Regions from separate parts of the Homo sapiens genome. Here region 2 is linked to region 1. Evidence: read pairs that join two places in POLR2A ChIA-PET (ENCODE). Cell type or tissue: endothelial cell of umbilical vein. All regions are shown on one strand. Each heading gives the region's core, and the rest is flanking DNA. Links, peaks and the distances in the headings are about the cores only. Region 1 holds the start of LOC105374555 (a long non-coding RNA gene). Region 2 has its middle 10 kb from the start of KCNG3.

The links. ChIA-PET counts read pairs that join two places held together with the same protein. Peaks named below come from ENCODE experiments on the same cell type or tissue, not always from the same donor. Only the 100,000 strongest peaks of a DNase experiment are listed, where the experiment ranks them.
Region 2: POLR2A ChIA-PET joins it to region 1 with 5 read pairs; 4 of 35 experiments call an interaction of 5 or more read pairs at or near these places.

Annotation. Positions count from the first base shown.
Region 1 is chr2:42,616,522-42,621,901 of GRCh38, forward strand. All of the region lies in intron 4 of MTA3 (metastasis associated 1 family member 3), which reads left to right. LOC105374555 (a long non-coding RNA gene) reads right to left here and starts at 3,362. Exons shown (of 3, transcript XR_001739432.2): 1 at 3,287-3,362; 2 at 742-865. In endothelial cell of umbilical vein, for the core only: no CTCF peak of the experiment used is centred there; DNase peaks (open chromatin) are centred at 1,780 and 2,660; H3K27ac peaks cover 2,191 bases.
Region 2 is chr2:42,501,751-42,507,130 of GRCh38, forward strand. It overlaps a transcript of MTA3 not described here. Among named protein-coding and RNA genes, the nearest start is that of KCNG3, 10 kb to the left of the region's middle. In endothelial cell of umbilical vein, for the core only: no CTCF peak of the experiment used is centred there; no DNase peak of the experiment used is centred there.

The DNA.
Region 1 (5,380 bases), core at 124-5,123:
TTAAGGAAATAAGCCATTCACAGAAATTTGATTAATCTCTTCTTCTTCTTCTTTTTTTTTTTTTTTTTTTTTTTTGAGACAGGGTCTCACTCTGTCACCCAGGCTGGAATGTAGTGGCACAATCATGGCTCACTGCAGCCTCGTCCTCCCTGGCTGAGATGATGCTCCCACCTTAGCCTCCTGCATAGCTAGGATTACAAGCTCACGCCACTATGCCTGGCTAATTTTTGTATTTTTTGTAGAGACGGGGTTTCGTTGTGTTGGCCAGGCTGTTCGCAAACGATCGCTGCTGGTCTCAAGCGATCCTCCTGCCTTGGCCTCCCAAAGTGTTGGGATTACAGGCGTGAGCCATCGTGCCTAGCTGAGTAATATCTTCTTAATTGCAATTGACTTTAAATGTAATTTTAGATTTCGTGCTTTTTCTTTTTTTTGCTCACACTCTGAGCAAGGGTGGCTTGTTCTGAGTCAACCTCGGACTTTTAAATGGAATACTAGACAGAGAATAGGAAAGCTTTTTTGTATACTCATTATTTGTTGTGAAACAAAACCAATTTAAGAGCAATTTGCAGCAACCATGAGAAAGGGATAAATAGGAAAGGTTCTAGCCTATAAGAATTATTTAGGAGAGAGAATACTGTAGTTCTTATCTTAATATCCAGTATTGGATGGAGAAATAGATACTCTTCTTGTCAGAGTATTAGTATAACCAGAAAGATCAGTCAAATTGCAATGTGTACATACCCTTTGAGCCAGCAATTCTGCTTTTAGGACTTGATCTTACAGAACTTCTCACACAAGTTTGTAGAAATATACATACTGATGTGTTCATTGTAGATTTGTTTTATTTTTTCTCTGAGTTTTCTTGCTAGGAAACAATTGTTTTAATATCAAAAAATGTTTTGATATAAAAAAAGCAAGCAAATGTTATCTTTATACTTATAGTTTTCCTGAAATGAGTAGATAGATATATAATGGGAAAAGGTATTATTTTAAAATTTGCATGTTTGAGGCCGGGCATGGTGGCTCAAACGTGTAATCCCAGCACTTTGGGAGGTCACCAGCCTGACCAACATGGTGAAACCCCATCTCTACTAAAAATACAAAATTAGCCGGGCCTGGTGGCGCATGCCTGTAATCTCAGCTACTAGGGAGGCTGAGACAGGAGAATCACTTGAACCCGGGAGGCGGACGTTGCAGTGAGCTGAGATTGTACCATTTCACTCCAGCCTGGGCAACAACAGTGCAACTCTGCCTCTAAAAAATAAAAAAAAAAATGCGTAAAATAAAATTTGCACATTTGGACATCAGATAGAGAAAATGCCACTTTACATCTATTTTTATTCCCCTCCTCGCTTGACAGTATGGCTGGTTCTGATGAAGGGAGCATTGATAGAAATCTGCTGAAAACAACTCTTTTTTTAAAAAAAAAAAAATTTAAATAGAGATGTGGTTTTGCTCTGTTGCCCAGGCTGATGGGCAATGGAGTGATCATAGCTCACTGTAGCCTCAAACTTCTGGGCTCAAGTGATCCTCCCACCTCAGCCTTCCAAGTAGCTGGGACTGCAAGTGCACACTACCATACCTGGGTAATGTAAAAAAAAGTTTTGTTGGAGAGAAGGTCTCACTATGTTGCCCAGGCTGGTCTTGAACACTTGGCCTCATGTAATCCTTCCACCCTGGCCTCCCACCGTGAGTGAACCACCATGCTCTGCCCGAAAACAACTCTTAATCTTCCCTTTCCTAGTAGTAAAAACGTAGTCACGTTAAGTGTCATTATCATTTGAGAACAGACCTTTTTCTAACTTAGGGGAACATATTTCAAATATTTTTGTTACAGAATGCTAATCCTTCAAGAATTCTGTCAATTTCCTCCCGGTAATGTATTATGAATATGTTCATTTTGCTGTTACTTCAGCATTAGCTGTATGTTAAAAATTTTAAATAAACTTATGTGTATTTTCTGGTCATAAAAACAATATAATTTATTGTTGACATGTAGAAAATATAGAAAAAGACACTACTTCTCTCCTTATCTGTAATTGCATTGCGCAGAAGTACTACTGACATTTTGGTATATCATTAATGCATTTTTTTTCTATTTTTTGAAACAGAGTCTCGCTCTGTTGCCCAGGCTAGAGTGCAGTGGCGTGAACATAGCTCACTGTGGCCTCCACCTCATGGGCTCAAGTGATCCTCCTGCCTCATCCTCTTGAGTATCTGGGACTACAGGCATGTACCACTATGCCTGGCTTATTAAAATAATTTTTTTGGTAGAGTTCGGGTCTCATATTATTGTCCAGGCTGGCCTCAAACTCCTGTCCTAAAGTGATCCTCTTGCCTCGGCCTCCCAAAGTATTGGGATTACAGGTGTGAGCCAGTGAGCCTGGCCCATTTTTCTTTTCTGTAATAATTGTATGTGTGCTCACTGCTGGATTTTGGCAACATCTGACTGACAGAGGAGCCTCATTACTTGCATTGGTAGCTGCCTCTCATGTTAAGTAATGCTTATTCTTCAGTGCACCTGTTGTCATTTTTGCTTGTTCTAGCTTGGTTGGTTGGTTTTTAAATACGTGAGAAATAATGATTGCAAAATGAACAACGGAACAGCAAGAGGAGAGAGAACAGTTAAAGGCTGGGAAAATTCCATTGTTCAGTAGTTGATAGATGTGACTGATAAGTTTGATACAGATAAAGGAGCAGAATGGAAGTTGAGTAAGCAGAGTGGTGACTCAGAAAGAGCACTCATGAAAAAACTAACCCAGTGTCACTGTTTTGGAATAGACAAAGATTTCTTAAGATTGTGAAGATATTCTCAAGTATATTCATCTAGATGCTTTACTGTTCCACTTTTTGTATCTTAGTCAGTTTTACTCAGTGTGTATGTGGTGTGAGGCCAGGTCAGTTAGGAAACTCAATTTAAAATGATATTTATATTATCCAGAAACATCAAATGAATCTAAAGAAAGATCTGTAAAACCTCTACATACAAAGTAAAATATTGCTGAAAGAATTAAAGAAAAGTTAAATAAATGTGGGATATATCATTACAATATTTGAGTTTCCCCCACATTGACCCAGTGATTCAATGTAGTTCCAAATAAAATCTCAGCAGGATTGTGTGTGTATGTATAAATTGAGAAGTTGATTCAAAAAAAGGGAAGGACTAACAACAATGAAAATAAGGATTTTTCAAATTATTATTTCTTTATGCCCAGATGTCCCCCAAGACTTTTTCCGAGGGTTTATGAAATCAAGACTATTTTCATAACAGTAAGATGTTACTTACCTTTTTTCTGTGTTGATTTTGCTCTCCTGGTGCCGTAGCACAAATCCGTGGTACCAGGCCGAGCTAGTTAGTAGTTGTGTTCTAGAACGCTGTGCATTCACAGTTTAAGAAAAAAACAAAGGCAAGTTCTACTTAAGAATGTTCTTGGCAAAGTAGTATAATTTATTAGCTTTAATAAATTTTGGCCCTTCTTTATAATTGAGGTGAAATTCATATAACATCAGATTAACCATTAACCATATACAGTGGCATTTAGCACGTTGACAGTGTTTGCAACCATCACCTCTGTATTGTTTCAAGACATCACACATCTTTTTTTTTTTTTTTTTTTTAAAGAGTCTTGCTCTGTCGCCCAGGCTGGAGTGCAATGGCGTGATCTTGGCTCACTGCAACCTCTGCCACCCACGTTCAAGTGATTCTCCTGCCTCAGCCTCCCGAGTAGCTGGAATTACAGATGTGCACTGCCACGCCTGGCTTATTTTTGTATTTTTAATAGAGACGGTGTTTTACCATGTTGGCCAGGCTGATATCAAACTCCTGGCCTCAGGTGATTCCACCTGCCTTGGCCTCCCAAAGTGCTGGAATTACAGGAATGAGCTACCGTGCCCTGCCGACATCACACATCTTGACCTGTGAACTCAGAAGTACACCTAAACCCACTTCTGTTGCATATTGATGTGTGATGGTTTTCTTTTCTTTTTGAGAGATAGGGTCTCGCTCTGTTGCTCAGGCTAGAGTACAGTGGTGTCATCACGGCTCACTGCAGCCTTGACCTTCTTAGCTCAAGCAATCCTGCCACCTCAGCCTCCCAATTAGCTTGGACCACAGGTGCACGGTACCATGCCTGGCTAGTTTTTAAACTTTTTGTAGGGATAGAGTCTAGCTATGTTGCCCAGGTTGTTTCTTAAACTTCTGGGTTCAAACAGTCCTCCCATCTTGGCCTCTCGAAGTGTTGGGATTACGGGGATGAGCCACTGGGCCCAGCTGGTTAACTCGAGAAAACATGGGATTGTTTGAATCGTGAGCTGAACTAGCTGCCTTTTTCTTGGAATACCATTTTTACTTCAAGATAATCACTGAAAGCTAAACTATGTTTATTTAGACATGGGTATTTTATCAGCTTTTTTTGAAAAGTCATGGTTATTTCATAGATATTCATGTGAAACTCTAGTTGTCAGCCATTCACAATGTAGACATACATCAAAACATCATGTTGTACACTGTAAATATACAATTTTTATTTGTCAGTTATACCTCAGTAAAGCTATTAAGGTAGACATTGAAGCAATTTGCAAAAATGTGAAACAATGTTACTCTTATTAGAGTTTTTTTTTTTTTTTTTAATTGATCATTCTTGGGTGTTTCTCGCAGAGGGGGATTTGGCAGGGTCATAGGACAATAGTGGAGGGAAGGTCAGCAGATAAACAAGTGAACAAAGGTCTCTGGTTTTCCTAGGCAGAGGACCCTGCAGCCTTCTGCAGTGTTTGTGTCCCTGGGTACTTGAGATTAGGGAGTGGTGATGACTCTTAACGAGCATGCTGCCTTCAAGCATCTGTTTAACAAAGCACATCTTGCACCGCCATTAATCCATTTAACCCTGAGTGGACACAGCACATGTTTCAGAGAGCACCGGGTTGGGAGTAAGGTCATAGATCAACAGCATCCCAAGGCAGAACAATTCTTCTTAGTACAGAACAAAATGGAGTCTCCTATGTCTACTTCTTTCTACACAGACACAGCAACAATCTGACTTCTCTATCTTTTCCCCACATTTCCCCCTTTTCTATTCGACAAAACCGCCATCGTCATCATGGCCCGTTCTCAATGAGCTGTTGGGTACACCTCCCAGACGGGGTGGCAGCCGGGCAGAGGGGCTCCTCACTTCCCAGACGGGCGGCTGCCAGGTGGAGGGGCTCCTCACTTCTCAGACGGGGCGGCTGCCGGGCGGAGGGGCTCTTCACTTCTCAGACGGGGCGGCTGGGCAGAGACGCTCCTCACCTCCCAGACGGGGTCGTGGCCGGGCAGAGGCGCTCCCCACATCTCAGACGATGGGCGGCCAGGCAGAGATGCTCCTCACTTCCTAGACGGGAAGAG
Region 2 (5,380 bases), core at 300-5,299, 110 kb before region 1:
GTGGATCACTTGCGGTCAGGAGTTTGAGACCAGCCTGGGCAACATGGTGAAACCCTGTCTCTCCTAAAAGTACAAAAATTAGATGGGCCTGGTGGCGCATGCTTGTAATCCCAGCTGCTGGGGAGGCTAAGGCAGGAGAATCACTTGAACCTGGTAGACAGAGGTTGAGGTGAGCCGAGATCGTGCCACTGCACTCCAGCCTGGGCAATAGAGTGAGACTCTATCTATCTCAAAAATTAAAATTAAAATTTAAATTTAAAAAAGACCCAAATTCCCTGATGGCTTACAGGTAAGGGTTTTTAAAGTCAGGAAGGCAGAGGTTACAGGCAAAGTCATAAATCAATACATGGAGGCCATACATTGGTTTGACCTGAAAAGGGGGGACATCTCAAAGTGGGGGTGTTGGGGGTGGCCAACAGGTCATAAATGGATTCAAAGATTTCCTGATTTGCAATTGATTAAGGAGTTGAAGCTTTGTCTAAAAATTTGGGATCAGCAAAAAAGAACGTTGGCTCTGGCCTGCAAGTGTGACCTCCTCCAGGACCCTCAGGAAGAATTTTAGAACAAAGAATGGCAGTCTGAGTTCAGTTGTTAGTCCGCCATCTGAGGTCTGTGTGCCAGTGGATGTGTTTGGTGGAGGTACGGGTTTCTGAAAAACAACTCAGGGACATATGTGCAGATGTTATCTTTACTTTCTATAGGGAAATAACATGCCATGATTCTAATTTCCTTAGCTATTATTGTTATTGGAAAGGGGTCCCAATCCAGCCGGGTGCGGCGGCTCATGCCTGTACTCCCAGCACTTTGGGAGGCCAAGGCAGCTGAATCACCTGAGGTCAGGAGTTTGAGACCAGCCTGGCCAACATGGTGAAACCTCGTCTCTACTAAAAATACAAAATTAGCCGGTGTAGTGGCGCATGCCTGTAATCCCAGTCACTCAGGAGGCTGAGGCAGGAGAATCACTTGAACCCTAGAGGCGGAGGTTGTGGTGAGCTGAGATCACATCATTGCACTCCAGCCTGGGCAACAAGAACAAAACTCTGTCTCAAAAAAAAAAAAAAAATTAGCCGGGCATGGTGGCAGCCGCCTGTAATCCCAGCTATTCAGGAGGCTGAGGCAGGAGAATCACTTAAACCGGGAGACAGAGGTTGCAGTGAGCTGAGATCGCACCACTGCAGTCCAGCCTGGGAGACAGGGCAAGACTCTGTCTCAAAAAAAAAAGCAAATAAATAAAACATTAAAAAAAAAGGAAAGGGGTCCTGATCCAGACCCCAAGAGAGGGTTATTGGATCTCACACAAGAAAGAATTGGAGGCAAGTCCGTACAGTAATGTGAAAGCAAGTTTGTTAGAGAAGTAATGGATTAAAGAATGGCTACTCCATAGACAGAGCAGGTGCTCCCAAGGGCTGCTGGTTGCCCATTTTTATGGTTATTTCTTGATGATACGCTGAACAAGGGGTGAATTATTCATGACTCCTCTTTTTAGACCATATAGGGTAACTTTCTGACATTGCCATGGCATTTGCAAACTGTCATTGTGCTGGTGGGAGTGTAGCACTGAGGACGACCAGAGGTCACCTTGTCACCATCTTAGTTTTGGTGGGATTTGGCCAGCTTCTTTACTGCAAGCTGTTTTATCAGCAAGGTCTTTATGACCTGTATCTTGTGCCAACCTCCTATCTCAACCTGTGACTAAGAATGCCTAACCGTCTGGGAATGCAGCCCACTAGATCTCAGCCTTGTTTTACCCAGCTCCTATTTATTCAAGATGGAGTTGCTCTGGTTCAAACACCTCTGAAATTTTAAACTACTGTTACCTTCTTGCTTGTCAGGTTGTTTATTTACTTCTCAGGACTAGCTAGGTGCCTGGAATTTACCTTGAAGGAGCTCAAGAATTTCCTTTTATTTCTATGCTTTGAGGTGGAGGGTGCCCAGCAGGCCCCTAAGAGGGGCTCCTGTTCCTTCTCATGGCCTCAAAGCCAGGTGTGGTAGTGTGTACCTGTAGTCTCAGCTGCTCAGGAGGCAGATGCAAGAGCATCCCTTTGGCCCAGGAGTTCGAGACCAGCCTGGACAACATAGCAAGCCCCCATCATTTAAACAAAATGAAAGAAAGGAAAACAAATAAATAAACAAACTGCCCTCAGACCCATCCAACCCCATGAACCACATTCTTTTTTTTTTTTTTTTTTTGAGATGGAGTTTCCCTCTTGTCACCCAGGCTGGTGTGCAGTGGCATGATCTCGGCTCACTGCAACCTCCACCTCCCGGGTTCAAGCGATTCTCCTGCCTCAGCCTTCTGAGTAGCTGGGATTACAGGCAGCTGTCACCACGCCCAGCCCAGCTAACTTATTGTATTTTTAGTAGAGATGGGGTTTCGCTGTGTTGGACAGTCTGGTCTTGAACTCCTAACCTCAGGTGATCCATCCGCCTTGGCCTCCCAAAGTGCTGGGTTTACAGGCGTGAGCTACCACACCCAGCCATGAACCACATTATTTTTTTTTGAGTCTATCAAAAGACTTCGCTCTGTCATCCAAGCTGGAGTCTAGTGGCGTGATCTTGGCTCACTACAACTTCCACCTCCCAGGTTCACGTGATTCTCCTGTCTCAGCCTCCCGAGTAGCTGGGATTACAGGCATGCACCACCATGCCTGGCTAATATTTTGTATTTTTAGTAGAGATGGCGTTTCGCCATGTTGACCATGCTGGTCTCAAACTCCTGACCTCAGGTGATCCAGCTGCCTCGGCCTCCCAAAGTGCTGGGATCACAGGGTGAGCCACCACACCAAGCCCCATGAACCACATTCTTAAAGATGAGAAGCCACCAGAGGGACATGTCGCTCCTGTGTCATACTTATGACACCATCTCACATCAATGTCCTTGCTTTTTCTTCTGCTCTAGGACCCTTTAAGCTTGCTTTTTTTTTTTTGTAGAGATGTGGTCTCCCTGTGTTGCCCAGGCTGGTCTTGAACTCCCGGGTTCAAGCAGTTCTCCCACCTCATCTTCCCAAAGTGCTGGGATTACAGGCGTGAGCTACCACAGTTGGCCCCTTTTTGCTCTTATTCAAGCAAAAGAAACACTCTCTTCCTTAAATTTCCAGCTTTGCAAAGCTCACTGTATAATCATTAACAGGTGCCATTATAGGAACAGCCCCTCTTTGTAATCTTCACCCCAGCCTCACTCCAGTCATGCTGCCCTGTTGGACTGGGATGACCCTTCTCCCCATCACCACTCTGTGGACCTTGCTCTGTACGATGGCTAAGCCCTTCTAGGAGGCACCATGCACTCTGCTGCCCACAAAAACACTGTTATTATTACTCCCATTTTGCAGATGAAGAAATGAGGCTTTAAGAGATGAGATGGGGTGGGACGTGGTGACTCATGACTGTAATCCCATCACTTTGGGAGGCTGAGGTGGGTGGATCACGAGGTCAGGAGATTGAGGCATCCTGGCTAACACAGTGAAACTCTATCTCTACTAAAAATACAAAAAATTAGCCCGGCGTGGTGGCATGCACCTGTAGTCCCAGCTACTCAGGAGGCTGAAGCAGGAGAATCGCTTGAACCTGGTAGGCGGAGGTTGCAGTGAGCCGAGATCGTGCCACTGCACTCCAGCCTAGGTGACAGAGTGAGACTTCATCTCAAAAACAAAAAAAAAGGAGATGAGATGACTGACTCACCTAAGGTTCCAAAGCTAACTAGTAAGTGCCAGAACCAATACTGAAACCCACAGACTATGCAGGCTGTCTTGCCTCCCATGCTGGCTCAGCACCACCTCTCCTCTCTACCAAGCACTAAGCACCCCCCTGGAGGGAGGAACCAGTTAGGTGATGCCAGAGGAAGCAATCAGATGAATCTAGAATGCGGATCATTATACAAGATAGTCTTCCAAAAGCCACTTTCATATCATGAAATATTTAAGGAGAAGATCATATAATGTCTGATATGTACTTCAGAACAACCAAGAGCAAGGGCAAGTGGGTGGGAATATAGATGAAACGAGATGGGCCACAAATTGATAATTTTTTTTTTTTTTTTGAGATGGAGTCTCGCTCTGTCACCCAGGCTGGAGTGCAATGGCGTGATCTCAGCTCACTGCAGCCTCCATCTCCCAGGTTCAAGTGATTCTCCTGTCTCAGCCTCCCGAGTAGCTGGGATTACAGGTGCCTGCCACCACGCCTGGCTAATTTTTGAAATTTTAATAGAGCGTTTCACCGTGTCAGCCAGGCTGGTCTCGAACTCCTGACCTCAAATGATCTGCCCGCCCCGGCCTCCCAAAGTGCTAGGATTACAGGCATGAGCTACCACACCCAGCCCCCTCAAATTGATAATTATTGAAGCTGGATAATGGGGTTCATTTTATTAATCTCTCCACTTTTATATGTATTTGAAATTATCCATAATAAAAAAGTAAAGCCCAGTACGGTGGCTCATGCCTATAATCCCAGATCTTTGGGAGGCTGAGGCAGAAGAATTGTTTGAGCCCAGGAGTTCAAGACCAGCCTGGGCAACATAGTGAGACCCTGTCTCTACTAAAAATAATTTTTTAGAAATTATCTGCATGTGGTGGTACTCTATGCCTGTGATCCCAGCCACTCAGAATGCTGAGGTGGGAGGATCACTTGAGCCCAGGAGGTCAAGGCTGCAGTGAGCCATGATCATGCCACTGCACTCCAGCCTGGGCAACAGAGTGAGACCTTGTCTCAAATATTATATATATATATTTTTTGAGTAAAAATAAAATGTTAACACCTTGGACTTCATTTAAGCTTATTTTTGAATGCCGATTGTGATTCCTTAATTCCTTCAGATTGGATCTGAAAATAGAGAGGTGTAGGCGGGGGGTAACGGATTGGAGATAATTTACTTATTATTATTATTTATTTATTTATTTATTTATTATTCTTTTTTGATATGGAGTCTCTGTCTGTTTTCCAGGCTGGAGTACAGTGGCATGATCTCGGCTCACTGCAACCTCTGTCCCAAGTAGCTGGGACTACAGGCACAGACCACCACACCCAGCTAATTTTTGTAAATTTAGTAGAGACGGGTTTCACCATGTTGGCCAGGCTGGTCTCAAACTCCTGACCTCAGGTGATCCGGCCGTCTTGGCCTCCCAAAGTGCTGGGATTACAGGTGTGAGCCACCGCGCCTGGCCTGTTTTATTTTTTTGAGACAGAGTCTCACTCCATCTCCTGAACTGGAGTACAGTGGTGCAATTATAGGTCACTGTTACCTCGAACTCCTAGGCTCAAGTGGCTTCTTCTCTCTTCAGCCTCCCGAGTAGCTGGAGTAGCATGCGTGATCACGCTTGGCTAATTTTTTAATTTTTTGTAGAGAGAAGGTCTCACTGTGTTTCTGAGGTTGGTTCCCAGCTCCTGG